2 separate regions of the Homo sapiens genome follow, and region 1 is linked to region 2. Evidence: chromatin loops called from intact Hi-C (ENCODE). Cell type or tissue: PC-3. All regions are shown on one strand. Each heading gives the region's core, and the rest is flanking DNA. Links, peaks and the distances in the headings are about the cores only. Region 1 has its middle 66 kb from the start of LINC00682. Region 2 has its middle 26 kb from the start of UCHL1.

Evidence for each region. Peaks named below come from ENCODE experiments on the same cell type or tissue, not always from the same donor. Only the 100,000 strongest peaks of a DNase experiment are listed, where the experiment ranks them.
Region 1: it touches region 2 in a loop (23-fold over the local background); 2 of 110 quality-filtered maps call a loop at or near these places.

The regions. Positions count from the first base shown.
Region 1 is chr4:41,808,644-41,824,659 of GRCh38, reverse strand. No RefSeq gene overlaps it. Among named protein-coding and RNA genes, the nearest start is that of LINC00682, 66 kb to the left of the region's middle. In PC-3, for the core only: a CTCF peak has its summit at 9,920 (motif pointing right); no DNase peak of the experiment used is centred there; H3K27me3 peaks cover 712 bases.
Region 2 is chr4:41,275,346-41,291,361 of GRCh38, reverse strand. No RefSeq gene overlaps it. Among named protein-coding and RNA genes, the nearest start is that of UCHL1, 26 kb to the right of the region's middle. RefSeq lists an enhancer at 2,706-3,206. In PC-3, for the core only: a CTCF peak has its summit at 10,140 (motif pointing left); a DNase peak (open chromatin) is centred at 10,121.

The DNA of each region.
Region 1 (16,016 bases), core at 8,386-10,885, 530 kb before region 2:
AATCAATTGATTCATTATTAATTTAGATATTTATTGAGTCCTACCCTATAGGCTCTGAAGAAATAAAGCAGTCCTTAAGACTATTTTCCTGTTCAGGTCACTGGGTCTCATGGCGATGAGTTGTGGCTCCAATAAACTCAAATGAAAAATTACGCATAATGATTGTTTTAAAAGATCTTCCTGGAGCAGTCTAATGATCTGCAAATTCATACAAGTCCAGAGAAAACAATGAAGCTGCACTGGAAGGCCCTTTGGTAGTGGTAGTTGTGGGATAGGGAGAGTTCTGGGAACTTATTTTGATTTTGCTTTCTGCCTCTGGGTTTTAAATTCTTCCTTGCCTCCCACCTTTTGTTGGAAATGATATCACCTCCCAGTCTTACCAGTCTAAAATGAGTTGCCCTTTATCTCTACATCTTTAAATGTTCTATCTATCTTTTCTATCTTTAAGAGGCAGGGGAAGAAGAAGCAAAAGTATGCAAGGGAATTGTGATAATAATACTCACATACTGCCCTTTAAAGCAAAAATCACCAGACAATCCAGCAGGCACACAAATCATTTGGTTATTGCTTGACAGGTCAAAGTTGCCATTAATAGGCTTATTTATGCTAGATCTATGTATTCAAAGTGTTCAAGTTATAAAGCTTTAGTCACTCATTCAGGTAAATGAACCTCAACTACAGACTTGGCACCAAGAACATAGGAGAGGCAGACGGCAAAATTAGCATGATTCTTGCTCTCATGTTGCTTTGAGTTGGTGACAGCTCCTTTCTTCTCCCTGACAAAAATCATTCATATCTTTATTTCAAACGTGCATGTGTGGTATGAAGTTAGACCCTTAATAGCTGCAGTTACGTGTAAAACTCCTCAATTCAACCTTTGATTCAGTATAGATTCACCCTTAAAAATAACAGATTTATTTTTCCAAAGAATGACCCACTTTTACTTTTTTTTTTTTTGAGACAGAGTTTAGTTCTGTTGCCCAGGCTGGAGTGCAGTGATGGGATCTCGGCTCACTGCAACCTCTGCCTCCTGGGTTCAAGTGATTCTCCTGCCTCAGCCTCCTGAGTAGTTGGGATATAGGTGCGCAACACCATGCCTGGCTAATTTTGTATTTTTAGTAGAGATGGGGTTTCACCATGTTGGCCAGGCTGGTCTCAAACTCCTGACCTCAAGCGGTCCACCCACCCAAGCCTCCCAAAGTGCTGGGATTACAGGTGTGAGCCACCATGCCCAGCCCTTTTTACTTTTATATAAGCCATATTTTTGGTATACTTATAGCAGTATGACATAGATAAGATGTGAGTCAACCTTGGAGAGTTCTACACAATTAACATTTTTTTTTACCTCTCCAGGAAAGCACACCCTCACCATGCAAATTAAACCTAATGTGCAACACTAGGGCAAATACTCAATAATCCTTTTTTCCTCCTTACCTTCAGAACATCCCCACATAATCAATGTAAATCATATTTACAAGGCAGGTTTTGTTGTTGTTGATTATTTTGCTTCTCAATATCTGGAATATAATTGAGATAAGATGTGGGTCACTGAATAAAAGGCCTGAGACTTCTATTTTTCCTTCAACTGACAGTCCCTTGATCTATTTAAATTTATCAATAATAGATTAAGCACATTGCCATTTTACATATTTTCTACAACCTCAAATCAGTTTGAAACATAAAAAAAACCCACACAACTATATTTGTGTTTGTATTTCTTTCAAATAGTATGAATTTGATAGGTTAGCATTCCTTGAGTTCTGATGGGGGGAAATTGCATTTAATTGATCTGATAAAAACAAAGAAAGTGGAGTTGAAAAGCTAAATAAAGAGTTTGCTTCTCTTTTAAGGCAAGAAGACTGGAAGTTATATCAACAGTTGTATTTTTCAGTCCATTTGGTTTCTCTTTCTCCCTCCCTGACCCCAGTTTAATTGATTTTTGAGTTAAATAATTCAGCTTCTCTCCCTTTGTAATGGGCTGTATTTGGGGAGATGAAGACAAACTGCTTAGACCTTGAAAAACACATGGGCTCCTCGGTTAGATGGCATCTGCGAGGACTCAGAACTCCCTCCACATTCTATAGGGAAAAAACAGAGCCAGGTGCATTTCTTCCCAAATCAAATTAGCTGCAAGATGCCACATCCAATTGTAGCAAATTGATGTGAGAGTTGGTGATGTCTGCAGCAGCTCTTACAGCAAAGGTCACCACTCAGAGACACAGACACCAGGCGGGGTGCAGCAACTTGTGGTAAAGCCACTCTGACAATAGCAGGGAAGACGTAAAATGCAATCAGCTTTTTGAAAATTGCAAGAGAATCCAGTTGTAGTATGTATTCTAATTGGATTTACCGTGCCATCATTTACCTCTTTAAGGATGTTAACATAACATTATGCTTAATTGAAAAAATGGGTAGTTAACTATTCAGAAGAGACTCTCCAGCCCCCCTTATAAGCCACAGTCTAATCAGGCACAAAATATAGGATGCCCTAATCATATCGCCAGACAGTTTTCAAATTTCTTAAATAAAATTTACTTATTCACCACTGAAGATTAACTAAAAATGTTGACATGTGACAAATTTGCCTATCTTGATAGTTGTTTTTAAAAATCTCCCCTGACATTAACAAGTTTACATCATGCATTATGACATTTAATTAGTTATTTTTTATTTAATTAGCATGGTAAGGCATCTAAAGCAATCCAAATGTTTTCTGCAATGCCCAAACAGGAGGCAGCAGTTCCATACATTGTATGAGACCAGGCAAGTGTCTGTTCAGATCACCTACCAGACAGTCTATTTACATTTTTGGTTCTATCTAGCAGGCTGCTCTAGGAGAGAAAGGGGAATATCTGAAGGTTTCAACAAACGATTTCAGGACCTTTGTCAAAATCTATCTATAAAAAGCACATAGGTTGCCAAGCCAACTTAACCCAAGATACGTCTCTGCTTGAAAGTTAAAATGCAGCTATCTGCTGCACCAGTTAGGCTTGTAATATAGCTGTATGTATGAAATAATGAATGGATAAATCAGTACGGTATCTTGGAAGGATCATTTTTGTGCAGTTGAAATTCTTTCTTCTCACAACTTTCTTCTATACTTCTCTTCTTCTCACATACTTTTTCTCATAACTACTGATGATTTTCAGGGCACTGAGGCTGTGCTAGAAATTCAAGTCTTGAAGATATTGAACATTATTGAGCACTTATTTTGTGCCAGGCATCATGCTAAGAGTTCTGGCATTTAGTCCCTCCCCAAACACTAGAAGGCAGGAGCCCTTATCACTCCCACTCATTAGATCATAAAACTGAGGCTCAGAGGGTTACTAACAGCTGGCAAATAAGTGGCAAAGTTAGGGGTCAAACCCAGTCTCAGGTCCCCTTGGCCACAGGGCAGATTTGTACTTGTGGGCAACGGGGTTGGCTTCAGCCCTGCTCAAATCTTGGCTGCTCTATTCTGAATCCAAAGCCTCAGCACTTAACCAGTCCAGATCTCAGCCTAACTCTGCTGTGGTTCATGGCAGCTGGTCCTACTCTTTTAAAAAATATATTAATTCTAAGCAATTCAAAACACTATGAATTATCCATAGTTAAAAGTACCAAACAAACAAACAAAAAACAAAACAAAACCAAACCCAAAACCCAAAAGCAACCCACTACGATTTGGTAGATTTTTTTTTTAACACCAAACTTTTGTTTCAATTTTAGAGTGTAAATTCTGCTTCCCTTACACTGTAGCCTGGTAATAAAACCAAGTCATCTATCTCACCCTATTTTGCCTAGCTGTAAGGTTTCATTTTAAATGCTATTATAAACTTGAGAGATGCCTCCAAATGCAATTACCTTTTTTTCTGTATAGACATAAGTTAGTTCAACTTTTTTTTAACTCCAGTAAGGAAAAGAATGACCTTTGTTTTATGCAAGGGAGTAAACTAAGATGTCCACAGTAAGGGGATCAGTGGTAGGAAAGGAATCAGAAACCTATGCCCCACTTTCACCTTGACCACACAAAAACCTCAGGGGAGATCTTTAAAAACATCCATGCAAATCTGTTTCGGATTTGGATTGCTTTACTCGAAAGTGAGACAAATATAACTTTAAAGCATTTTACTTAAATATTCCAAAGGACATGAACCCCACATATTGGTGGTTACTCCAACTACTTCAACCTCTTCCCCCTACAAATAGGGAATGCAGATATAGGTTTTATGCTAAAATAGCAGAGCTCTAAGTGCATTAAGAAAATCATTTCAATATAGCTTTTACTAATGCAGGCTATTTTTCAAATGAAACAAGGCAGCTACAATAGTTGAGGCGCCACAGATTGAATAAATATTACTTAACCAATTACCAATTATCCATGCTAATGAAGGATGAGGCAGAGCCTGATAAATTAAAACCCCAAATAAACTGAATGTTAGTTTAACCAGTGACTCTCTCCCTTTTGCAAGAATGTCTGAGGAATAGCTATGAAATGACTGATCTGAAATTTACTTCCTCCCCCTTCTTCCACCTTCCCACCCTCTGACTGTGGCTCTGATGGGCAGGAAAACGGTCAAAGGGCAGACAGCTGGAGGAAACTCAAAGAAAGTAGAGGGAACCCACAGAGTGGAGAATATGCCCCTGGATAAATGAGAGTTGATTGGATACACAATGGCTCCCTATTGTCCACTCCACATTTTGGATAAGAGGCCAAAGCTGAGCCTGACATAAGTCACTCTTCCCTGGACCTTCCTCTCTTGGCCAGCTGTGTGCATTCATAGGTGACAGCCATGTTCGGCACATTCCTTGCTTCACTTCTCTGTCCTTCTGAGTCACTGGGGATTGAGCTAGAAAACTCTGGCCATACCAGAGGTCTGATCCTTGCCATTTTGCGCAACCTCAGCCTAGGTCAAAGACTGGACAGGACTGAAGGAGGCTGCAGAGAAATATTTGCTAGTGATTTGATGCCAGGAGCTTCCAGCTGCAGCCTTTCACGGGGCTCCTGACTTCCATGATGTCTTCCTTTCTTCCATCACTCTTGCCCTACATTTCCCTACTCCACTCCATTAATGCTCTAGTATTCCTTCTTGATGCCCCCATCACTTGCCTTATCTCTACTTTGTTGGTGGCCTCACTCACCTCAGCATCATTAACATCTGCATGTGACTAGAATAATAGCTGACTATCTGATGCTCCATGGGTCCCCTGGCCCAGGGCTGACATAAAGCTAGCATGCAACTGTGTAGTTATATCATTTTCTAAAATATCTGAGCCCCCAGAGTGCACCCCTGCTAACCTGGCCTTCTGAATTCAACCCTTAAGATCCCCCCCCACCACCCCCTGCTAGCCTCTGGAGCTCCCCATGTTCTAGCAATTAAAGGCTTAAACGTGGACACTGCAGAGGATCTCCAGGAATCTATTCCAGCTGGCATCCAGTTGACATCCATTCTATTTGGTGGTGCCCTTACCGTGACCCATCAGAAAGATATTCTGCCTCATCATCCCATAGCCACGGGACTCAGAGATACCCCAGGAACCTACAAGACCAAGTGTTTATAGGTACTGGTAAGGGAATAAGTATAAAATGTTAAATATTTAGTCATTTGCAGACTGGGAGTTGCTTTCAGGTACCATGACCTGGACTCTGACTGGTCTATGGTCCAGTATAACTTGGAGAAAAGATATCTATTGACTTTGGAGTTCCAAAATGGTTTGTAGATCCATGCTTTTGTACATGCTCCTTTATCAGAATGCCCTTCCCAACCATGCCCATCTGGCAAACAGGCAAACAGCCACTGATCTTCTAAGACTCTGCTCATGTATCACCTCTTTTGTGCAGGCTTCTCTGATGACCCTTGTCTATTCAAGGAATCACACTGGTTCCCACAGAGATTGTATTTTTCTCTATTAGAGCACTATTGCCTTATGTTGCAGCCATTTGTTAACCTATCTCTCTTCCCACTAAATCAGCAGTGGAAGACTGGCATGCTGGAAGCACCGGGGGGTTTTAAGATATGGCCAATAATAGGGTCTCATCCTCAGAGGTTCTGATTTAATTGGCAAGAGGTGAGACCTGAGCATTGAGATATTTAATACCTCCCAGGTGACTAAGGGACCCAGTTTGAGTTCCACTACACTAGATTATGAGCTACTTGAATGTAGTTATTGTGCCTCATTCATCTGTATAATCTCTGCATAGGGCTCAGAGCATGGCATACAGTAGGCGCTCACTGAATGACTGCATGTCTGTATTATTAATTGGCCTTGACTGAAAAGATCAGTGAGGGCCCTATGACAGAGACTGTCAACTCTTCCCCAACAATCATTCTCTCTTCTATGGAGAAGTGGTAGAAATTTTAGCTCCAGGTGTAGTGCTGCTTAGGAGAAAGACCACATTTCCCAGCTTTCCTTGTAGCTAGGAGAGGCCAAGAGAATATTATGGTTAATAGGATGTGAGCAGAAATAGTGTGTGTAATTTTGACATTATGCTCTTAAAAAGAATCATCATACCCTTCTCTGCTCCCTTTTCTCATTCTCTGCAGACTGATATGCCAAACTATTTTATATTTTACTATCACAAAGCCAGATGCCTGAGCCACTAACACTAGCAAAGCATGTACTAACTCCACTCCAGCCTGGTAGCCAACTCTGTTGCTTCACAGAAACAGCACTCACTTGGGTCACTGATGGCTCCCCATCACTCTTAGGCTAACAGCCAAAATCCGTGGCCTGGACCACAAGGTCTTACCTCATCAGGCCATGTCTGCCTCTCCAAACTCATCCTGCCCTCTACTCCTTTTGGTCTTTCTGCCCTGGTCTCAGCTGGCCTTCTCTTGGTTCCCCAAATGAGTTTTGCTCTCTTCCATCACAAGGTCATTAGAGGATCTGTTCCCTGTCTCTGGAATGATCTTGCCCCACATTTTCACCGGACTGACTCTAGCTCATCCTGCTGTCCTCTCAGCTGAGCAACTCTCAGCTTAGCTCAGGTTTCCCCCTCTTTCTGATTAAGCAACCCCCCATATTTACATCTTAAAACTCTGCCTTTATCAAAGATGTTTGCCACTGACTTCCCAGTGCCTGGCAGAGTCTAGCACAAAGTGGATGCTCAATAAATATTTGTTGAATGAACAGATGAATAAATGAGTAAACCCAGGAGGATAATCTTTTCCTTCAACTGAAGACCAGGCAGAGGCAGGGGAGATGGAACGCATATGGTTAAAAGATTAAGAGAGGAAGGACTTTGTTTCCTAACAGTCTTCCGGAGAGCATCCTCCAACCATGATCTGGCTGGAGGAAAGTTAGCCAAGTGTGATCTCACTAGCCTAAGCCCCAAATTAAGTTGTTCTTGGCACTGTAGCCACCAGATCACAAATAGGTGGACTGGCTCTGCTCTGCGTAGCAGCCTTTCTTCTTTGTGCTATGATGAATGGGAGAGCACTAATACTTTTTCCTCTCTTGTTTGCAGGCTCATCTGCTTAAAAGCCCCTGGCCTGAGCTCCCCTGAAAGAGTCATGAGTTCTTACCCAACACGATTCCTCTTGCCTGGAATTGCTTCCTCCTGCCCGCTTTCAAAGTATCCACACCTATACTCTCTTCAAGGCCTGAGCTTGCTCTATCTCTTTCAGGAAGATTTGATGAGCTTCCCTAACTTGCAGTACCCTTCCTCCATTCCAGAACTTCAGGAGTTTTGTCGGGAGCATTCACTAGGCCCTCATGATAAGTGTCTAACAACATTATTTATTTTTATGTAACAACACTATCTCTTCAAATAGGATGTGCATTCATTCAGGACAGAAGTATGAATCTTTTATTCTTAGATCCCAACACAAGCGGTGCTGCCTAGTAAGCTTTGGTGAAGCATGAAGTGTTTAAGATGATGACGACATGAGGAAGCATATACTCCCTCTCACAAGACTATTGTCAAGTTGCTCGTCTGTAATCCTGCACCCCAGAATGAGGGTAAAAATAGAGTGCACATGGGTCTAAAGAAAATATTTCACTCTAAGATCAAAAGTCAAGTTGCTTCCAGCACATGATACCATGAGGTTCCTAATTTACTCCCAGCCAGATTAAAACAGCTGAGATCTGTCTGAGTGTGGTGGCTCATGCCTATAATCCCAGCACTTTTGGAGGCTGAGGTGGGCAGATCACCTGACATCAGGAGTTCAAGGCCAGCTTGGCTAACATGGTGAAACCCCGTCTCTACAAAAATACAAAAATTAGCCAGGCATGATGGCAGGTGCCTGTAATCCCAGCTACTCTGGAGGCTGAGGCGGGAGAATAGCTTGAACCTGGGAGGCGGAGGTTGCAGTGAGCCGAGATTGTGCCATTGCACTCCAGCCTTAGCGACAAGAGCAAGACTCCTTCTCAAAACAAATACAAAACAAACAAACAAACAAAAAAACCAGCTGAGATCTGAATCTCAAAATTGTCCAGGGCAATGGAAATTCTAAGTGAATTGAACTTCAGTTGTAGTGGAAGAAAAGAAATTTACCAGTTAAGTTAAGAGAGCATTAATCTCAGGTGCTATATATTTATTATGTTCTTCCGAGGCATCACAGCTCCTACATCTGACTACTTGATTTATTAATTAGAGAGACACTTGTGGCTTCTTTCTGAGAAAATATCAAAGCACATACGCTGGTATGTTCGTTTGCTTTTGTCAGTCCACTCACTCATCCACCCATCCATTCACCTATCCATCCATCTACCTATCCATCCATCCACTTATCCTTCCTTCCATTCCTTCAGCCTTCCAGCCAGCAAAGATATATTGCAAGTTTCCCATGTGCTAGGCACTATGCTAGGCATGTGATATAAGGACAGGTATTTAGTAACCACGTTAACCAAAATAATGGCTGTTTCTTTTGAAGGTTTACCATGTATTAGATACATACTTTGTGGTATTTAATCCTTACAACAACCCTAAACGTACAGGACTGTTGTATGCCTCATCTGATATCTTCTTGACTCATCTTTTTAGTCTAGCTGTTGCCATGACAACCAGTTTCCTCCAGGTATAAGTTGGCAGTACCTTGTTTCAGCTATACCACTTATCTCTCGCTTTCTGCCCTGGGGTTTCACTGCTTCTGCCAAGGATTTTACCTGTGGGAAATTGCTCAACTATTCTGATGTGTGCTCAAGCTTGAAAGTGTGGGGAAGCTGCTCACGGGACCCATGGAAGATGAGTGATGGTGGATAAATGCTCCCATCCTCTATCCCTCAAAAGGACAACTCAGAGGTCATCTACACAGCTCCTCAGAGGGTACCAGCAAGGTTGAGCTCCAGCTGCCCAGAAAGGCTAGCTCAATAATGTACGCTTATATTGACTTTCCCTCCATTTCCGTCTAACTGTTCCTAGTTCCACCCTCCTGTTTCCTGGGACCACTTCCCCCACGCCCCAACTACTTGCATGCACGTCCTTGGTCTCCAGCCTGCTCAGGGGGAGTGGGGACGGGGGAACTCAGACAAAAACAATTCATATCCAGATTTTGAATAGGACATCTATTTTCATTTACAGTTAAATAGTAAAATATAAAAATAATATTTTAATACATATATAACTCACGGTTAGGGAATGTAGTAGACTGAATGGCAGCCCCTAAAATGTCAGGTTCAAACAACTGGAATTTGTAAGTGTTATCTTATTTGGGAAAAGAGTCTTTGCAGAGGTGAGTAAGCTAAGGATTTTGCGATGGGGAGATTTTCCTGGATTATCCAGATGGGCCCTAAATGCTGTCACATACATCCTCTGATAAGATTCATGTGACGAGGCAGAGGGCGATTCGATACACATGGAATAGGAGAAGGCAATGTGACCACAGAGGCAAAGACTGGAGTGAGGCAGTCGGGTGGAAGAATGTCCGCAGCCATCCGAAACTGGAAGAGGCAGGGAGAGAATTCTCTCCTGGAGCCTCCAGAGGGAGCACGGCCCTGCCGAGACCTTCGTTTCAGCCGACTCACACTGATTTCCAACTCCTTGTCTCCAGAATTGTGAGAGAAGACATTTTTGTCATTTTAAGCCACCAAGCTTGTGGTACTTTGTTACAGCAGCTACAGAAAACTAATACAAGTCAACTGGGGCACACAGGAGTCAATTTGCCCAAGACCTTAACAAGCAGTAATTGGTGGAGCCAGGATTCAAACTTAGGTCTGTCTGATTCTGGCACCCAAATTGTTAATACTCTGTTTTCTCTCCAAAGAAGGCAAGATTTGTACTCTGGAGAGTAGATAGATGTCTATACAAGGAATCATAGCTCATATTAGTAAGGACAGTAATGGAAGGACGTGGGTGTCTGAAAGTTGGGCGCAAGGAAGGCTTCCCTGGGAAGATGTAATCACTGAGTGCAGTAAGAAACCCTGTGTGACATGGATGCTGCACTAAGCGACACACTGGATTCCCATCAGCCAATTTCAACCCACTCATTTCTTTTGTTAACTTCTGATGCCAGCTCAAAGCCACATCCCCACCAGGTCAATCCAAAATGTTTGTCTCAGTTCTCCCACACTGTTACCCAGGGTGGACTGAGGTAATTCTCCTCAGTTCTGGAGAATTCTCTAGGTCCCAACTAAAGTAAGACATTCTGACTCCAAAGGCCCGGAAGGAATTTATTGTGGACTCAAGAATTCCTTGAAGGGACACCCTCCATCAAAATACAGGGCCCGCCAAATGAAGCTGGGGACCCAGTGGAAGTATGTGAGGCTCCATTCTGGAATGGCAGATGAAGGACAACAGAAAGGAGGGACTGTGCACAGGAACAAGCCAGGAGTTTTGCTGGGTGTTATGGTTTGAAAGTTTGTGTCCCCTGCAAAATTCGTGTTCAAACTGAATATCCAATGCAATAGTATTAAGAAGTGGGGCCTTTAGGGGATGAATTAGGGGGTGAATCAGGTCTTGAGGGCTTCTTCCTCATAAATAGGATTAAGGCTTCCCACAGGGTTCATCCCTTTTGCTCTTTGACCCTTCCTCCACATGAGGATGGAGAACAAGGCGCCATCTTGGAAGTAGAGAGATGGGGCCCTCACCAGACACTGAATCTGCTGGTGGCTTAGTCTTGGACTTTCCAGCCCTCAGAACTGTGAGAAAAAAAATTCTGTTTCTTACGAATTACCCAGTCTATGGGTAATTTGTTATATGATATTTTGTTACAGCAGCACAAAAAGGACTGAGATAGTGGGTTTGTGTGTTGCAGATGTTAATTCCCTAACCACACTGTCTCTAATTTGGTCACTAAGCCACAGTAAAGCCATAAAAAATCCCATATATTACCACTTAGCATTAAATGTTTCACTCCTCCAATACTTCTGGAGCCACTTCCTCCTCTCTCCCAACAGTTTAACCCTGGATAAATTCCTTGAGTGATATTATGTGATAGGCTTGCCTGATCATTCTTGGGTACTGGGTTGGCCCTTCTGCTCTTTTATTCCATAAAATGTATCAAGCACCTTCTGTCAAGCACTGGGTAAAGTTTTGGGAATACAGAGATGACAGATACAATCCCTGGCCTCAGAGAGTTCACAGTCTAGGTGCAGAGACAGACGAATATACAACACTTACAAAATAATACTAAAGTCATGCTGTGGTAATATGGGAGAAGATGCCCAGCTTCATATAGAGAGCAAGGGTGTGGAAGGAAGGCAGAAGGAAGTGTGTGCAAGAATGAGAACAAGAGAGTGAGAGCAAGTGAGAGAACAATTGGGTAATTGGTAGGCAGTTCGTGTGGTTGGAGCTCAGGGTATGTGTGCATGCAGCTGGGAAGGTAAACATGAGAACCTCGTATGCCATGATGAAGTTAGACTTTATTATGAATGTAATGGTGAGTCATTGAAGGATTTTAAGTCAGAGAACTGACATGATCAGATTTACCTTTTAAATGATCGCTGTGGCATCATTGTGCAGAATGTATTGCAGTGAGGCCTGACTGGAGACAGAGAGGCCAGTTAGGGAGCTATGGCAGTGATCCAGGTAAGAGATGATGAAATGGGGATGAAAATAGGGGACAGATGCAAGAGCAATTTAGGATATAGAATCAGCAGGAGCTGGCCACAGATGGGCCCTGGGGGCTGATGGAGAAGGAGTTGAGGATGACTTCTAGATTTCCAGCTTGTGCAAGTTGGTGAATGGGTAAGAAAGTTTGAGGGAGAATAAGAAGGGGGAAAGAATGAATTGAGCTGGGGATAGTCCAAGTTTGAGAATATTTCCTATCACATAAGTGGAGATGTTTGGTAGGCAGGTAATTTGGAAATCAGTTCTAGACCCTCTTCTCTTCCCAGTCAATATTCTTTCCTTGGGTAGTCTCATACACTTACATGCTTCAGCTACCACCTAATTGCCGATAACTCCAAAGTCTTTAAATTCTGTCTCGACCTCTCTTCTGAGCTCTAGCTTCCTGGACCTAACAATCACCAATTAGGTATTTCTTTTATTTATTTATTTACTTATTTCTTTTTTAATTAGAGTCAAGTTGTTGCTTTGTCACCCAGGCTGGAGTGCAGTGGCATAATCATAGCTCACTTCAGCCTTAAACTCCTCGACTCAAGCAATCCTCCCAAGTAGCTGGGACTACAGGGAAATGCCACCACAGCCAGCTAACTTTTTTTTTTTTAATGAGGTTTTGCTACATTGCCCAGACCTCAAACTATCCTGCTGCCTTGGCCTCCCAAAGTGCTGGGATTACGGGTGTGAGCCACTGTGACCAGTCTAGGTATTTCCTTTTGGATATCCTATCACAGAGGTCAAATGACTGCATCTCATTACCAGGTTAATCCCTCTAAAGTTGTACTGTCCAGTACAGTAGCCACTAATAACATGTGGCTACTAGGTACTTGAAATGTGGCTAGTCCAGCAAAAAAGAAAAAGAGAGAGAGAGAGAATACAAGCCACAAACTGAGAGAAAATCTTGCAAAGAAATATCTGATTTAAAAACTGTTATACAAAATATACAAAGAGCCCTTAAAACTCAACAGTGAGAAAACAAACAATCCGATTAAAAAAATGGGTCAAAAACCTTCACAGACATCCCACCAACGACGATATACAGATGGTGATATGGTTTGGCTCTGTGTCCCCACCCAAATCTCATCTTGAATTGTACTCCCATAATTCCCACCTATTGTGGCAGGGATCCAGTGGGAGGTAATTGAATCATGGGAGTGGTTTCCCTTATACTGTTCTTGTCGTAGTGAATAAGTCTCACGAGATCTCATGGTTTGATAAGGGGAAACCCGTTTGGTGTGGCTCTCATTCTCTCTCTTGCTGCCACCATATGAGACGTGTCTTTCACCTTCTGCCATGATTGTGAGGCCTCTCCGGCCACGTGGAACTGTAAGTCCAATAAACCTCTGTCTTTTGTAAATTGCCCAGCCTTGGGTATGTCTTTGTCAGCAGCATGAAAATGGACTAATACAGATGGCAAATATGTATATGAAAAGGTGCTCCACATCCTAGATTACCAGGGAGATGCAAATGAAACACACCAAAATCCAGAACACTGACAACACCAAATGCTGGTGAGGATGCAGAGTAACAGGAGCTCTCATTGGTTGCTGATAGGAATAAAAAATGGAACAGCCACTTGGGAAGACAGTTGGATAGTTTCTCACAAAACTAAACATTCTCTTATTATACCATCTAGCAATTGTGCTCTATGGTATTGTACCAAATGAGTTTGAAGCTATGTCCACATAAAAACCTGCACAAAGATGTTTATAGCAGCTTTATTCATAATTGCCCAAACTGGGAAGCAACCAAGATGTCCTTCAGTAGGTAGATGGATAAATAAACTGTGGCACATTCAGATAGTAGAATATTATTCAGCACTAAAAAGAAATGAGCTATAAAGATTGAAAAGATATAGAGGAATCTTAAATTCATACTATTAAATAAAAAAGTCAATTGGAAAGATTGCTACTATATGATTTCAATATAGGACATTCTGGAAAAAAGCAAAACTATGGAGATAGTAGAAGATTAGCTGTTGCCATGGATTATAGGGGAGAGAGGGATGAAGAGGTGGAATGCAGGATTTTTATAGCAGTGAAACTACTCTGATTGTTATGGTGAATAAATATCAATATACATCTGTCAAAATCTATAGACTGTTCAATACCAAGAGTGAACCCTAATGTAAACTATGGACTTTGGGTGATAACTATGTGTCAGTGTGGCTTCATCAGTGGTAACAAATGCTCCGCTGTAGTGCTGTGCGTGGAGGGGCATATGCAGACTCTCTGTACCTTCTGCTCAATTTTGCTGTGAATTGAAAATTATTCTAAAAAATAAAATCTATTTTTTTAAAATGTGGCTAGTCCAAATTGAGATGTGCTATCACTATAAATCCTGAATTTCTAAGACTTGTGTGAAGAAAAAGATATAAATATCTTATTAATTTTTTATATTGATTACATGATGAGAAGATAATAGTTGGTGTATATCAAGTAAAATATATTATTAAAATGTATTTTTCGCTTGTTTTAAAAAGTATGGCTACTAGAACATTTAAGTGGTATGTTGACTAGCCTTCCAATTCTATTGGACAGTGTTGGCAGACTCTAAACAAACCAGCATCAGAAATCAGGTCTCCTGGTGTCTAATCCAGGATGAATCCAAGGAAATGCAAATGGAGCACACCATTTAGGAAACATACTTGAAATACCTACTCTGTAATGAATAAGCTAGAGATGGTTCCTGCCCTTGGAAATCTTACAATCTTTTTCTGTGTTATCATTGAGATCAGTATAAGAAACATCTTTGAAAAACACAAAGCACCTTAACAATATAAAGAATATTATGACTACAATTTCCAGCTAGAAAAAACACATGCTCTTATCTTCAGAGTTAGATACAGTAGGGATTTCTACCTTGTGTAGGTAGAAAACTAAGCAATAATTGTGACCAACTAAGTGACTTTGAAATGACACTGAAGTTATCCAGAGGTTAAACAGAACTATGAAGTCAGTGTATCTAGCAAAAGAAGTTCATGTTGGGAATACCAGAATGGTACAAAAACCAAGAGTGCTGCAGAGAGAGCTTTGCATATAGACGGATCTTTGCCTAAGTAGTAAAAAGAGATGTTGGATTTTAGTCAACTTTCCCTTAGCCAGTGCTGATGGGAAATCATGGCAGAACCAGGTAGGGCAGAAAAAATAGCAAACAAGGCCTTGAGGGAAGTGTAAATCACGCCTCATTGGCAGGAAATGGCAGCAGCAGCAGCATAACAGAAGGCATGGTCCAGGCAAGAGGCAGGCCCATTTGAACGAAGCCTCTGGAAGAGCCAAGGATGTAAGGGGCAGGTGACCAAGAGCCCTGGTTTCCAGATGGATAGGAGGCTGGAGCAAAGTGGAGCCCAGGACCAAGCTTTACAGTGTCTCAGCAATTGCTTTCTCAGGGATCATGTCGCCTGGAAGGAGGTCTCCCAGGACTTGGCTGCTTATTTCACAGGTGAAGGGGAAACAGTAGTAGGAAGGGCAGAATCAGGTGCTGGCCAAACTCCTGCCATGGGCCAGTCCCTGGGCTACCCATGGGAGCCCAAAGGGAATAACATGGCCTCTCTCCCCAGTGAGAAATTCCCTACTGGGAGGAGATCCCATTTATTTGGCAGAGTTTCTCCCAACAGTGGAAGCAGACTGTAAAATGATTAGTTTTAAAAGTACATTGTATTATTTAAAAACCAATTTTGATAAAATTGTCCAAACTTTTTGTACAGTTCTGTAAAACTGGGTTGTTAGAAGAAATAAATCTAAGAGAACATTTTGTACTTCAAAGCAAAACAAAAAAAGGAACAAGAGGAAAATTCCCATTTTGCCACAGTAGGCATGGTTTTTTACTTGCTCATTTCCCCCAAATTCAGGTACGTGCCCCATGCTACTCTCTGACAGGATCAGCTCCTATTATTGAGAACTCCAAGTGACTTAAACATTTTTTTTTTATATTTGAGGAAATTATTGCATTGAATGCCACCTGAAATATGGGAGCCATTAGACTGGGTTAGACATATTTTTTTTTACTCATTTGACAACTGTTTCCTGGGCTTCAA
Region 2 (16,016 bases), core at 9,102-11,601:
TAGAGACAGAAGGTAGAATAGTGGTTGCCAAGGACTGGGGGAGGGAAGGGAATTGGGCGTTAGTGTCTAATGGGTACAGAATTTCAGTTTTGCAAGCTGATAAGAGTTTTGGAGATGAACAGTGGTGATGGCTGTACAATGATGTGAATTTATTTAATGCCACCGAACTGTACACTTAAAATGGGGAAGATGGCAAATTTTATGTTGTATATATTTTATTACAATTTAAAAATTTTTAATAATATTTAAAAATGAGAAAAAAAGGTTGTTGCAATAATCTAGGTAAGAAATGCCAAGAGTCTGACCTGAGGAAGTATCAGTGGAGATGGGAGGAAGAGACACACTTTAAGTATATTTGGGAGGAAAATAATTAAGATGGGGTATGGAGATGAGAGAAGAGAGTCCAAGTTTCAAGTCTTGGGAGGTGAGTGGTGGCATTTCCCAAGATCGGAAGCACAGAACGAGGAGAATTCCCACTTCCAAAACACTTGGAAATTTTCCAGAATACTTTTCCATCTGTAATCTAATTTCAACGTGAGCTAGAAGGAACAAATAGTTTTATCCACCCTTTACAGGTGATGAAACTGAGACAGCCAAATATAAAAGGGTCCCTGGAGAGGCTCTGACCAGGCTGCGTACTGGGAGAACAGGGTGGAGCCTCGGGAAGTTCCTGCCATTCTGCAGCAGGGAGGTGCCTGGCCTCTCCTCTTCCTGGGTGGTACCTGGGACTCAAGCTGTGAGGCAGGAAACTGAAAGCAAGACTCTTGCCTTGCTGAGAGTCCCTGTTTCCCTTTTGTTCCTTTTCGCCCAATAGATTTCATTTTTCTCACCTTTCTATGAAAAAAAAATTATCTCCTTTTTAAGCCACAGGATGGCCCTTCCCCCTGTTTTGGTGACGATCCTGAGAAGTTAAGCTCTTTGCTGAAGGAAATATATATAGTTAGTGATAGAATCAAGATTCAAGTCCAAGTCTTCCAAATCAGAAGTTCTTAATAACATATACTGCCTGCCATAGTAAATTTAAAATAGTAATAGAAGACATTTAAACATATTAATAGACCAGACGGGGTTCATGCCTGTAATCCCAGCACTTTGGGAGGCCAAGGTGGGAGGATTGCTTGAGCCAGGAGTTCAAGACCAGCCAGGACAACATAGCAAGACCCTGTCTTTACAAAAAATGCAAACATCAGCCAGGCATGGTGGTGCACACCTGTGGTCCCAGCTACTTAGGCTGAGGTGGGAGGATTGCTTGAGCCTAGGAAATTGAAACTATGGTGAGCAGCATTTGTGCCACTGCACTTCAGCCTGGGCAACAGAGCAAGACCCTGCCTCAAAAAAATATATATTTAAAAATTGTTTAATAAAATATATAGAATTTTTAATATATATATTTATAAATCTCGTCTTTTTTTTTTTTTTTTTTTTTGAGACAGAGTCTTACTCTATCACCCAGGCTGGAGTGCAGTGGTGTGATCTCGGCTCACTCCAACCTCCACCTCTGGATTCAAGTGATTCTCATGCCTTAGCTTCCCAAGTTGCTGGGGTTACAGGTGTGCACCACCACACCCAGCTAATTTTTGTATTTTTATTAGAGGTGGGGTTTCACCATGTTGGCCAGACTGGTCTCGATATCCCAACCTCAGGTGATCCACCCACCTTGGCCTCCCAAAGTGCTGGGATTACAGGTGTGAGCCATTGCACCTGGCCTAAAAACCAAGTCTTGAAATATGTTCCTTGAGAATCCATAGGGGCCATCAGGGAATTCAGCTTTAGGGACTCTCATGCCTGAGTAGGGCCACTGCCACGTATGGCAGCTCAGCCAGTAACCACTGATAGCCATCTTTTCCGCTCCCTTCTCCACTGACACTACCAGGTAGTGGTGGAGGAGGAGGGCCATCCTCTACATAGGCCACCTGCCTAGGTGGACACCATCAGAACACCAGACTTTGCTCTATGCATCCTAAGTTCTTATATAAGGAGTCAGTGAGACAGAAACTAGAATGTCAGTAACTCGCCCTTAGGAATTTACCCTAGTGAAATTAAAACTGATCCACATAAATACATGCATATGAATGTTCAGAGCAGTATTATTCACGATAGCTCAAAACTGGAAACAACCCAGATGTCCATGAACTGATGAATGGGTAAATAGGATATGGTATTTTTATGCAACGGAATACTATTCAGCAGCAAAAAAGAAAGAACTAAGACACATGCTACAGCACAAATGAACTTGTGCTAAGTGAAAGAAGCCAAATACAAAAGATTCTATTTGTATAATTCCATTTATATGAAATGTCCAGAAAAGGCATATTTACAGAGATAGAAAGCAGATCAGTGGTTGTCTGGGGCTGGCAGTGGGATCAGGGATTAACTGTAAACAGACATGAGAGAACTTTTAGGGATGATGGAAATGTTCTAAAACCGGATTTGCAGTAATGGTTTAACAACTCTATTCATAAAAATAATAAATTATATACTTACAACAGTTAAATTTTTATGGTATGTAGATTATACCGTAATAAAGCTGATAGCAGCAGGAAACAAATTCCTAGGCAGACAGGGACAGGACCCCGGTGAAACCCGACCTTCAAGTCAAAGACAGCATGAAGCTGGAAAACCAAACTGCCAGTTCTGGGTGGAGTCCACGACCACAGTGAGAACTTCCTTCATGCCTTTTAGCCAATCGAATGGTGCTTTTTCCAGGCCAAATCATGGACCAATTAGCACACACTCTCCTATTCTGAGCCCACAGAAAACCCCGGACTCAGCCCCACAGACCACTACCCACTTTCAGCCCCGTCTCACACAGAGGGCTGCTCGTTTCAGGGTCCCTCTCATTGTCAAGAGCTTTTCTTTCGCTCAATAAAATTTTATCTGCCTTGCTCACTCTCTGATGTCTGCATACCTCATTCCTCTTGGTCACGGGACAAGAACCTGGAACCTGCTGAATGGAGGGTGCGAAAAGAGCTGTAACATACATTCCTGCTCGCAGAGCTACCGGAGTGAAAAAACCACTTGACACCACACACCCCCATTCACTGAGCTGCGGGCAGCAGGACCGAACAAGCTGTGACACTTCCTGGGGGCTCAGACCTTGGGACTCCCCAACCAAAAGCTGTAACACCCCTTGGGGGCTCTGCAGTTGCTGGCATCTCCGAGTTTTTGGGTACCACCACATCTCCCTTGTCCAGACGCCGGCACCCAAGGCAGAAGCTGGTCACCGCACGCCTTAACCAGCCACAGGCTGGGCACAGAGCCACAGCAGGCGTGCGATCTGGGCCAGTAGCATGAGCAGAGCGCAGCCTGCTGAGCAGAGTGGGTGAGGTGAGCCCAGCAGGCCCATGTGAAGCCCCAGCAGAGGAACTGCTGACGGTGGAGATTTTTGTCTGGCAAAGTGGCACCAAAAGAATCCTGTGTCAAAGCGATTAAGAAAATGGGGGAGATATATAATCAGAGGGAAAGATTAGGAAGAAAATTAATGTACAATGCATGCTGATTTCAAAAGTTTGAGAAATCCAGAGTATATTGTAAGGCAAAAAAGAAGGAAATGCTATAAATATTTGAAGGCCCCTTTTGTGATTGGGTAAACAATATCAGAAGACAGTCTGGGGGCAAATTCATGAAATAAGTCAATTGCACAAATAATAGTAAACTTATGGCCTCTATACTGGCACCACATGTCTTTACAAAAAGGGGCATGGGTCCATAGCATCCCACGGAAGCAAATATAGGCACATGAAGTAGAAAAACTAAGCCTGGTCTCTGAGCCAACTGTTGTTCTTTATTTCAAAGATGATTTTATGGGCTTTAAATTTTAAAATAATAATTATCATAAAGCTCTCAAATGTGGCTTTCGTGTTTCCAAAAGGAACAAAAAAGAGAGCCTTCCAGAGTGAACTGACTCTGTTGGTGGCATTTCTGGTGGCTGATGCCTGCAAAGGGCGGTGGGGGGTGGGAGAACACAGAAAAAAATAGTCCCAGAGGGAAGTAGGCAATGGGTCATACCTGAGGGCCTGGGATTCTTTCCTGCACACAAAATGTGAAGTATTTCAGTCCCATGCATGCTGAAGAACATTTTTTCATTGTTTTCATACAGATTAGATTTATGTGACCTTCTGCAGCAATGAGTAAAACATGCGGATCAGATTTCAATAAATAGTTAAGGTTACACATTACTTTTCCTGTTTAGGTTTCACCAGCACAGTGCCTCATGATGAAAAGCATAAGCAGAGGTTATAAATGAGGTAAACATAGGCTGTGGGCTGAACCAGAGAACCCAGATGACCTTCAACATCCTCAGGGAGGATCTAGAATCAGGGAGTGTGGTCAGTTTTTGGAATTTCAGTGTATGCTTTTCACCCTCATATTCAGAGAGATAGAGAGGGCAAGGAACTGAGAAGAATCAATATGACTTCTTCCCAGTCCAACCATGAGGGTCAGTGGTAGGGACAGAGAATGGGTGGTTGACAGAGGGCAACAAGGGGGATGCCCAGTGTTTTAGTGAACACATTGCATTGCCTTATTAAATTATGTGTGAGACCAGGTACAGTGACTCAAACCTGCAGTCCCAGCACTTTGGGAAGCCAAGGTGGGAAGATTGCTTGAGGCCAGAAGTTCGAGAACAGCCTGGACAATACAGGGAGACCCTGTCTCTTAAAAAAAAATAAATAAAATTAAATTATGTGTGAGTTTTCTGTTGCTGCATAACAAATTACCACAAACTTAGAGGCTTAAATCAACACTCCTTCATTAGAGCATAATTCTGCAGGTTAGAAGTCTAGCACAGAGTGACTGGGTTCTCTTCTTAGAAACTTAAAAGTTGAAATTAAGGAGTTGGCTGGGCTATGTCCCTTTCTAAAGCTCTGGGGGAAGAATCAGTTTCCAGGCTTATATGGGACAGTTGGTCAAGTTCAAGTCCTTGCGGTTGTAGAACTTACATCCTCATTTCCTTGCTGATGGTCAGTTGCAGACCAGTCTTAGCCCCTCAAGGCTGCCAGTCGTTCCCTTGCCAGAAAGAGCCCAGTCCTTTTTAAGGACTGGGTCAGGCCAACTGAGTATAATCTCTCTATCTTAATGTCCATTTATTTGGAGCCTTAATTACACCTGCAAAATCCCTTCAGTGCAGCATCTAGATTAGTGTCGGATTAAATACCTGGGAGAAGGTGTCTGTGCACCAGGGGCTGGGAATCTTGGGGACCATTTTAGAATTCTGCCAAGCACAGATTAGTTATTAAAGATTCTCCAGTCTAGCTAAGTGGTCCTTAGGGGTGGTAGTGCCAACCCCTAAGGGCTGTTTTGGAAATGTGTGGGCAAATATTTTGTTGTTGTAATCATAGTAGGGTAGGTCCCACTGGCATTTAGTGTTCAGGGCCCGAGTCACCAGAAGGCAGTCTCATACAATGAGGAATTTGTGCTGCGTCTTACACAGCTTTTGAATGTCCCCATGGGGACTCTTGTAGATGAAAAATCTGTGTATAATTTTCTGATCCTATATATAAAATATTTTTCACAGAGTTTTTGCACTGAAGTTTTCATAAGTGCAATTATGGGGTAAATCAAGGGCAGAATGTAATATAATTGTGTTTGGAATTTTGCCAAGATGGTTCACCATTTTGGAAACTTCCCATGGCCAATAATGAGCTGCTGTGACCCCTGATTACATCAGCTGTGTGTCTGTTCCTCTCTCAGGGATCTCATGTTTACATACAAGCCTCTCCCTACTTTATGCATCTTATGGAGTAATAACTGAGCGTTTACAGGTTGAAAAAAATACATATTTTGTGTCTTTAAATTGATTTGTAAACATTATATGTGTAGGTAGGTTATATTAGCTATGAATTTTATTTTAGGAGAGTAAAGGGGGCATTACAAATTTCTTAAAAGAAGCAGCTGTGGGGCTGGCAGACTTGAGAGTCAAAGGTCAACTAACAGCGTGCACTTGCTGAAGCTGGAACTGGCCAAGAGGTGAACGGTGGGCCCTGCTGCTCAGGAGTCAGGCAAGGTGAGGACGGGAAGGCATAAAAGCAGCTTAGGAATAAAGCACCAGGCAATCTGACTACACAGAACTTTGGGATAATCTACGGCAGCTGAGCAGTCCTTTGAGCTCAGCCGAAGGAACATCAAAGTCCTTTTGCTCAAGCCAATCAAACAACCCAGGTAGAGCATTTGGGGCCTGGGCAAATGATTATGTGGCTGCCCTTTCTCTGGAGGAGTGAAGGATTTCTGATGAGGATGGTGAGCCCCTGACGTAGATCCCAAAGTCACCCCTAATCACCAACCCCCAAGCATGTATTTTTTGAAGCAACTGTTGTACGACTCCCATGTACCTAAAATTGTTTTGTGTTATTTAATATAAAATATATCCAATCATATGTAAGTTAGCATGAGGTGAATTTGTGCTACTAGGTTGTTTTGAGGGTGAACTTCTGCTATGGGCTGAATTATATCCCCTTGAAATTCATCAACTGAAGCCCTAAGCCCCAGTGTGATGGTATTTGGAGATGGGGCCTTTGGGGTGATTAAGTTTAGATGACATCATGAGGGTGGGGCCATCGTGGTGGCATTAGCGCCTTTATGGGAAGAGACACCAAAGGACTTTCTCTCTCTTTCTGTCCACTGCAGGCACCAAAGAAAGAGCATGTGAGGGTATATTGAGAAGGTTGCTGTCTGTAGTGTAAGGAGAGGGCCCTAACCAGATACTGACCCTGCTGTCACCTTGGACTGTATTTCATAACAAAAAATGTAATACTGTTATAAAAAGAATAATTACATTAAATTATAATATTGTATATTAGTATCATAGAGTATAACAGCAGTTACAAACGATGAGAGTAATGGCCATGGAGACACATGGAAACTTATGAAAGGAGAACAATATTCTTCATATAGCTTATATTAATTATGTAAAAACTGTAGGCAGCAAAACAAACATTCAAAGCTACAGGAGAGGAGGCCGGGCATGGTGGCTCATGCCTGTAATCCCAGCACTTTGGGAGGCCGAGGCAGGTGGATCACTTGAGGTCAGGAGTTCGAGACCAGCCTGACCAACATAGTGAAACTCCATCTCTACTAAAAATACAAAATTAGCCAGGCATGGTGGCGGGTGCCTGTAATCCCAGCTACCTGGGAGGCTGAGGCAGGAAAATCACTTGAATCCAAGAGGCAGAGGTTGCAATGAGCCACGATCTTGTCATTGCACTCTAGCCTGGGCAACAAGAATGAAACTCTGTCTCAAAAAAAAAAAAAAAACAAAAAAAAAGATACAGGAGAGGCAGGGAGTATCTCTGGCTCAGTACTTGGCTTTAGTCTAATAATTCTCAAACTTTTTGGGTCTCAGGAAACCCTTTATCTCTTCAAGATTATTGAGGACCTCAATATGTTATGTCTATTGATATATGTCATCTTAGCAATCAAAGCTGAGAATAATTGAAATCTTTATTAATTAACTTTAACATAAAAATTGTAAACATGGGGCCAGGTCTGGTGGCTCACGCCTGTAATCCCAGCACTTTTAAGAGACCAAAGCGGTTGGATCGCTTGAACCCAGGAGTTCGAGACCAGCAAGGGCAATATAGCAAAACCCCATCTCCATAAAAAAAATACACGAATTAGCTGGGCATGGTGGCTTGAGTCTGTAGTCCCAGCTATTTGGGAGGCTGAGGTGGGAGGATCACTTGAGCCTGGGAAGTTGAGATTGCAATGAGCCGTGATCATGCCACTCCCTCCAGTCCGGGCAACACAGTGAAACCCTGTCTCGAAAAAAAAAAAAGTTATAAATATGGTAACAACACATTTTTTACAAAAAAGAACTACATTTTTTTACAATTAAAAAAATAGAAGAATGGCATTGTTTTACATTTTTCCATCTAAAGTGAAGTACTGGCTTAATAGTGACATCTGATTCACCTATCTACTTCTACATTCAAGAGTGAAAAAGATACATAATGTCTTAGGATCATTATGGAAATAGTTTTGACATCACAGACTCTGTATAAGGTCTCAGGGAGCCCCATGGGTCCCCAGGCCATACTTTAAGAAAGACTGGTTGTGATAAGTGACACTATCAGGACGCTGAATCGTTTATAAACTCCTTTTGAACTTATATGCCCCCCACTCTTTTTTTGTGAGACAGAGTCTCACTCTGTTGCCCAGGCTGGAGTTCAGTGGTGTGATCATGGCTCACTGCAGCCTCAAACTCCCGAACTCAAGTGAGCCTCCTGCCTCAGCCTCCTAAGTAGCTGGGACTACAGCTGCACACCACCATACCCAGATAGTGTTTCATTTTTTGTAGAGATAGGGGTCTCACTATGTTGCCCGGGCTGGCCTTGAACTCCTGGGCTCAAGGGTTCCTCTGGCCTTGGCCTCCCAAAGTGCTGGAATTACAGGTGTGAGCCACCACACCCAACCATATGGCCCCTTCCTTATAGGACTCTTAGACTAACAGAAACAATAATATTAAAATATTTAAGTTAGTTTAAAGCGGATTTAATGTATTCAAGCCATAATCCCCTCTATTAGCATAGATAATTAAGTTGCTTATGGAAAATTAACACTATGTTGTTAAAATTAAGTTTCTCATAAAACCTGTTTTGGTCCTCAGCTTGGTGGTTCATAAATAATGCACTTCTTTGAAGCACTCGCATTTGAGCTTTACTAGAACTAGGGATTCAAAAATAACCCAATGGCTGAATAGAAAAGCAGAGAGGATTCATGTATAAGACAAAGGATTGAGTCACATTTAAACTCTTAAAAAATCTTTCCAGGTTCTGAGTCTAGAAGAAAAACACTGCTACTTCCCACATGTCTTTCAGCAGTTCTGATCCTTATCTCATCACCTCTTTCTTTTGAAAGCACCCATTAAAAAGATTATCAGCTCTATTGTAAGAACCCCAAAAAAGCACTAAAAGGGAAACAAATGTGTATTACAATGAAACAAATTACATTAAGTAAAAAAATATAGATCATAGAAAAACTCCTAAATTGAGGATCTGTTCCCAACCCAAACGTGCCACATCTAATTGCCATTGTTGGAATTATGACCACAAGGGAATGGGATTAATTAGGATTTACGTATGCAAATGGGTATTTATCTCTTAAAATTGTTACCCTGGAAAATAATAACTATTATTTCATTGCTGCTACTATCTTCTCAAAAAAAAAAAAAAGAACATTTTCAAAGCTTGTGGTACATAATAGGATATGAGACTTTAGTAGAATTCAAGCCTACCTAATTCTTTTATTTTAAAATATAATTGAGGCTGGATACAGTGGCTCACGCCTATAATCCCAGCACTTTGGGAGGCTGAGGTGGGCGGATCACTTGAGGTCAGGAGTTTTAGACCATCCTGGCCAACATAGTAAAACCCTGTCTCTACTAAAAATACTTAAAATTAGCTGGGTGTGGCGGCACACACCTGTAATCCCAGCTACTTGTGTGGCTGTGGCAGGAAAATTGCTTGAACCCAGGAGGTGGAGGCTGAAGTAGGCCAAGATCACGCCACTGCACTTCAGCCTGGGCAACATAGTGAGACTCCATCTCAAAACAAAAAACAAACAAACAAAAAATATATATATACACACACACACACATTTGAGACCAAAAAAAGAAAAGAGAATTGATTAATGTAACCCAACTAATTAATGTCAATGTTGGAACCAGATTCAGTTTTCTTGATGGAAAAGTCAAACTGGTTTATATTAAACCCTTATGTTAAGATAGATTTGAAAGCAAGGTTTTACTAGAAGTAGAACTGATAATATAATTGATTACATAAAATCAATTATATTTGGGATAATATCTAACTCGACGTAAGCAGAAGAGACATTCATTATAGTGAACTTGTGAAATTATTACTGCTTCTCTCTTTCATTTTACTTTCATGAAAAAATAAATAGAACCTACCCAAAAATATGAATGGACCAACAAGCAATTCACAGGGCCAGCTTTAGCCAATCTGTAGCTGGACAAATTCATCCAGTCTGAAACACGGCGCTAAAATAAAGAATGATATGGGATATGCTATCAAACTGCTCCATCTTGCCTAAGAAGGGCAGTCACCAACTGCTCCTGGTATTAAGATTTCTGGCTCATCCTACCAGCTACAATAGTGCCATAAGTTTTCCTATGCTGCCACCTACTGGATATAGTGCACATAGCCTTGAATACATCATCTGCCTTCCCGTATTAGTCGGTGTGCTTGGGTGTGAAATGGGTTAATTCAAGATATTAGCCGCTCAGTTTGGATTTAAACATCCAAATGCTGGACATTTAAAGGTTGTTTATTTTGATGACTAGAGATACCTTATGTCAACCAAAGCAAAAACCTATTGATCTGTTTTTAAAATACTTCTTGTCCTTAGAAAATTAGCTTTTAAATTTTAAATTATATCATTCCCTTTTAAAAATTGGTAACCTCAAGAGGGTAAATACACTTATATTCTTCATGCTTTAATGTAAGGCAAAATGCATTCGTCTCACTGCAATGAACAAGGCATTGATGGTTTGGGCACTATGGTTTAAGATAACTTTTAGGAAAACTTCTTTTAGAAATAGGGCATTACCGCGGGGCGCGGTGGCTCACACCTGTAATCCCAGCACTTTGGGATGACGAGACGGGCGGATCACGAGGTCAGGAGATCGAGACCATCCTGGCTTACACGGTGAAAAAATACAAAAAATTAGCCGGGTTTGGTGGCAGGCGCCTATAGTCCCAGCTACTCGGGAGGCCGAGACGGGAGAATGGCGTGAACCCAGGAGGCGGAGCTTGCAGTGAGCCGAGATGTGCCACTGCACTCCAGCCTGGGCGACAGAGCGAGACTCCGTCTCAAAAAAAAAAAAAGAAAGAAAAAGAAAAAGAAAAGAAAGAAAGAAATAGGGCATTACCCTCAGGGAATGAGGTCTAGTATGGCATTGAGCAGAAAAGGGCACTTTGTACCTTGGGATTAAGACTGGAGAAAAAGGAGTTTTAATGTATCCCCGCCGAACTCCCCTCTATTAGCATAGATAAAGAAAGGAGCTAAGTGGTGATAAAAAGTAAAAACAATAACACTTGATACATTCCAGGCACATCCCCAAGAACTTCACAATGTTCTCATGTGCTGCTCACAACAATCCTATGAGGCGGATACTGACCTCACTCTACAGATGAGGACATCGAGGCTTAGGGAGTTCATCGGCCAAGGCACCCAGCTGGTAAGGGGTGGAGCTGGTTGTATAGCCCAAGCTGTCAACCAGAGCTGTGCCGCCTGGAAGGCGGAAGGTGGAAGGATTGTTGAGCCCAGGAATTTGAGGTTACAGTAAACTGTGACCGTGCCACTGCACTCCAGTGTGGGTGACAGTGAGAACCTGTCTCTGAAAATTAAAAAATTTTTAAAAACAAATAAAGTAGCCCTATAATGGAGCCTGATAAGTGTTGGCTGTGTCCCCACCCAAATCTCATCTTGAATTGTAGCTCCCGTAATTCTCACATGTCATGGGAGGGACCCAGTGGGAGGTAATTGAATCATGGGGGTGGATCTTTCCTGTGCTGTTCTTGTGACAGTGAATAAGTCTCACGAGATCTGATGGTTTTGTAAAGGGGAGTTCCGCTGCACATGTCCTCTTGCCTGCTGCCATCCACGTAAGATGTGACTTGGCTTCTCCTTTGCCTTCTGCCATGATTGTGAGGCCTCCACAGCCATGTGGAACTGTGATTCAATTAAACCTCTTTCCTTTATTAATTACCCAGTCTCAGGTATATCTTTATTAGCAGGATGAGAACGGACTAATACAGAGCCTGTTGAAAAACGTCTTAGAAGACAGGCAACTAAATCTGTAAGTTGCACTGACTTCAGTTATAAATTAAAGAAACATGGAAGTAAGCTAGAATTAACCAGCAGGAGTTTATGGCAGAATTCTGTCTTAGGGGAAAAACTTAAGCTTTTTTATTATAAAAAATAATGTAATTTTAGAAAGCTTATAAAATTAGAATATAAAGTTAAATCACCCATAATCTTAACACCCAGACACAGGTGTAGAACCATGTTTTTGAGAATAAAAATACAATAATATCCTATTGTTGCAAATTTTACAAGGACACACAAGCCAGACTATTAGAAGGGGCCATTAAAGTGTGGAGCTATAAAGGTTAAACTTCATTCCTTTTAAGTTAGGTCTGTCCCTGCCCCCGGAAGAATTATTAAATACTATGGACTCTTAGAGCCAATTGGCTTGGGTTAGAATCTCAGGAACATCAGTTATTAACCTAACGACCTTAGGCAAGTTGCTTAAGCTTCGCCATGCCTTAGTTTTCTATCTGCAAAATGGGAATAATACCAACATCATGTGATGACTAAGTAGAACATGTAAGGCAGTTAAGATATAGTAAGCACTTATCTGTTATAGTCCTGTCTCTTCTAAACACATACGTATACACATTTTACAGATCTCACTAGTTTCATATATGAACATTTTTCCATGTTCATGGGTGTTTAAGTCAGTCCAAGTATTGTACTGTATAGATGTATAACTTAGACTAAGACATTTGAGGTGTCAGTTTAAAAAGGGAGATACGGTCGGGCACAGTGGCTCATGCCTGTAATCCCAGCACTTTGGGAGGCCAAGGCAGGTGGGTCACCTGAGGTCAGGAGTTCGAGACCAGCCTGGCCAACATGGTGAAACTCTGTCTCTACTAAAAATACAAAAATTAGCTGGGCATTGTGGCAGGCACCTGTAATCCCAGCTACACGGGAGCCTGAGGCAGGAGAATTGCTTGAAGCCGGGAGGCGGAGATTGTGGTGAGCCCAGATCGCACCATTGCACTCCAGCCTGGGCGTCAAGAGTGAAACTCCATCTCTAAATAAATAAATAAATAGGGAGATACTTAACATCAGATGGCTTTGGCTGTGGAAAGCACTACAAAGTCAACTTCATCACCAAAGACTAGTAACATTTTAGGGAATAAGTCAATTATACACAGACTATTGGCAAATCTGAGGTGTCAAATAAGAGGGCTTGTTGGAGAAGCAAGGTCCTCTGAGTCTCACAACCCCAGGAAGCACTCTGCCTTAACATGGAATACAAAGTGGACGGTACCCCCTGAGGTTGTGTGTTGCTGAGGGCCCAGGGAAAGGAGAAGAGACTATGGTATTAGATGCCACCTTCTAGAGGCCAGGCCCTTCCCAGACATCTTCACTGTGTCTATTTCAACATGAAACAAGGAAGATGTGGTAGAGCATAATTCCTTTGCCCAAAGTTACTGAGGTAGAAGCAGAGGTCAAAGACAGGTTTGATGAACCCTAAAGCCTATGATATTGACTACCAGTAGGATAGCTGCCTTTAGGTCCTGATATGGTTTGGCTCTGTGTCCCCACCCAAACCTCATCTTGAATTGTACTCCCATGATTCCCATGTGTTGTGGGAGGGACCCAGTGGAAGATAATTGAATCACAGGGGCAGTTTCCCCCATACTGTTCTTGTGGTAGTGAATAAGTCTCACAAGATCTGGTTTTATAAGGGGTTTCTGCTTTTGCTTCTTCCTCAGTCTCTCTTGCCTGCCACCATGTAAAAAGTGCCTTTCACCTTCAACCATGATTGTGAGACCTCGCCAGCCACATGGAACTGTGAGTCCATTAAACCTATTTTTCTTCCCAGTCTCAGGTATGTCTTTATCAGCAGCGTGAAAATGCACTAATACAGGTCCATAGCCTAAGTCCTGGTTTCCCTAGTGACTAGCTACAAGAACATGGGCACGTAACCTAATCTCTGTGCATTTCTTTAGTGAAACCAAAATTTATCTGCACCTCTGGGGTGGCAATCACCCACATACATGATCTATTGCATAACCTTCCATGGGGTGGCACACTAAGTTACGTTGGATTTTGAGAGCATTTAAATAAATACACTTCTCATATATGAAGTATAAAGTCCTCCAGCTATGTTTAGTGGTATAATTTACATTTCGAAGGCCAAAAACAATCTTTGTACCAGCGCTTATATGCAGGAAGGAGCCCTTTGTTCCTTTCCCCTAAGTCAACCTTCGAGATGATTGTATAGAAGTCATGCACCAAGTTAGAATTTAAAATTTAAAGGCAAGTAGAACCACCTGAATCACTGTGTATTTAGTTTTTACATTAATAGGATGTCAACAGAAGGGATCACTTTCTTTCAAGGAACCAAAATGTCCTTCATATAAAAGTTGAGGCCAGGTGTGGTGGCTCACGTCTGTAATCCCAGCACTTTGGGAGGCTGAGGTGGGCGGATCACTTGAGGTCAGTAGTTTGAGACCAGCCTAGTCAACACAGCAAAACCCCTGTCTACTAAAAATACAAAAAAAAAAGAAAAAAAATTAGCCAGGCGTGGTGGCAGGTGCCTGTAATCCCAGCTACTCAGGAGGCTGAGGCAGGAGAATTGCTTGAACCCAGGAGATGGAGTTTTCAGTGAGCCAAGATAGCAACACTGCACTCCAGCCTGGGTGACAGAGTGAGACACTATCTCAAAAAAAAAAAAAAAAAAAAAAAAGTTGGAATCGGGCCAGGTGTGGTGGCTCATGCCAGTAATCCTAGAACTTTGGGAGGCTGAGGCACGTGGATCACTTGAGCTCACGAGTTCAAGACTGGCCTGGGCAACAGGGCAAAACCTGTCTCTACTAAAAATACAAAATTAGCTGGGTGTGGTGGCACGTGCCTGTAGTCCCAGCTACTAGCAGGGGCTGAAGTGGGAGAATCACTTGAGCCCGGGATTTGGAGGTCGCAGTGAGCCGAGATCTCACCACTGCACTCCAGCAGGAGTGACAGAGTGAGAACCTGTCTCAAAAAAAAAAGTTGGGGATGGCCAAATAGGAACAGCTCCAGTCTACAGCTCCCAGCATGAGCGATGCCAAAGACGGGTGATTTCTGCATTTCCAACTGAGGTACCAGGTTCATCTCACTGGGGAGTGCCAGACAGTGGGTGCAGGTCAGTGGGTGCAGCGCACTGTGTGTGAGCCGAAGCAGGGCGAGGCATTGCCTCACCCAGGAAGTGCAAGGGGTCAGGGAATTCCCTTTCCTAGTCAAAGAAAGGGGTGACAGACGGCACCTGGAAAATCGGGTCACTCCCACCCTAACACTGCGCTTTTCCAATGGGCTTAATAAAGGGCACACCAGGAGATTATATCCTGCACCTGGCTCGGAGGGTCCTACACCCACGGAGCCTCGCTCATTGCTAGCACAGCAGTCTGAGATCAAACTGCAAGGCGGCAGCGAGGCTGGGGGAGGGGCACCCGCCATTGCCATGGCTTGAGTAGGTAAAAAAAGCGGCCGGGAAGCTCGAACTGGGTGGAGCCCACCACAGCTCAAGGAGGCCTGCCTGCCTCTGTAGCCTCCACCTCTGGGGGCACGGCACAGACAAACAAAAGGCAGCAGTAACCTCTGCAGACTTAAATGTCCCTGTCTGATAGCTTTGAAGAGAGTAGTGGTTCTCCCAGCACGCAGCTTGAGATCTGAGAACGGGCAGACTGCCTCCTCAAGTGGGTCCCTGACCCCCGAGTAGCCTAACTGGGAGGCACCCCCCAGTAGGGGCAGACTGACACCTCACACGGCTGGGTACTCCTCTGAGACAAAACTTCCAGAGGAATGATCAGGCAGCAGCATTTGCAGTTCACCAATATCCGCGGTTCTGCAGCCACTGCTGCTGATACCCAGGCAAACAGGGTCTGGAGTGGACCTCCAGCAAACTCCAACAGACCTGCAGCTGAGGGTCCTGACTATTAGAATGAAAACTAACAAACAGAAAGGACATCCACACCAAAACCCCATCTGTACGTCACCATCATCAAAGACCAAAGGTAGATAATACCACAAAGATGGGGAAAAAACAGAGCAGAAAAACCGGAAACTCTAAAAATCAGAGCGCCTCTCCTCCTCCAAAGGAACGCAGCTCCTCACCAGCAACAGAACAAAGCTGGACGGAGAATGACCTTGATGAGTTGAGAGAAGAAGGCTTCAGAAGATCAAACTACTCCAAGCTAAAGGAGGAAGTTCGAACCAATGGCAAAGAA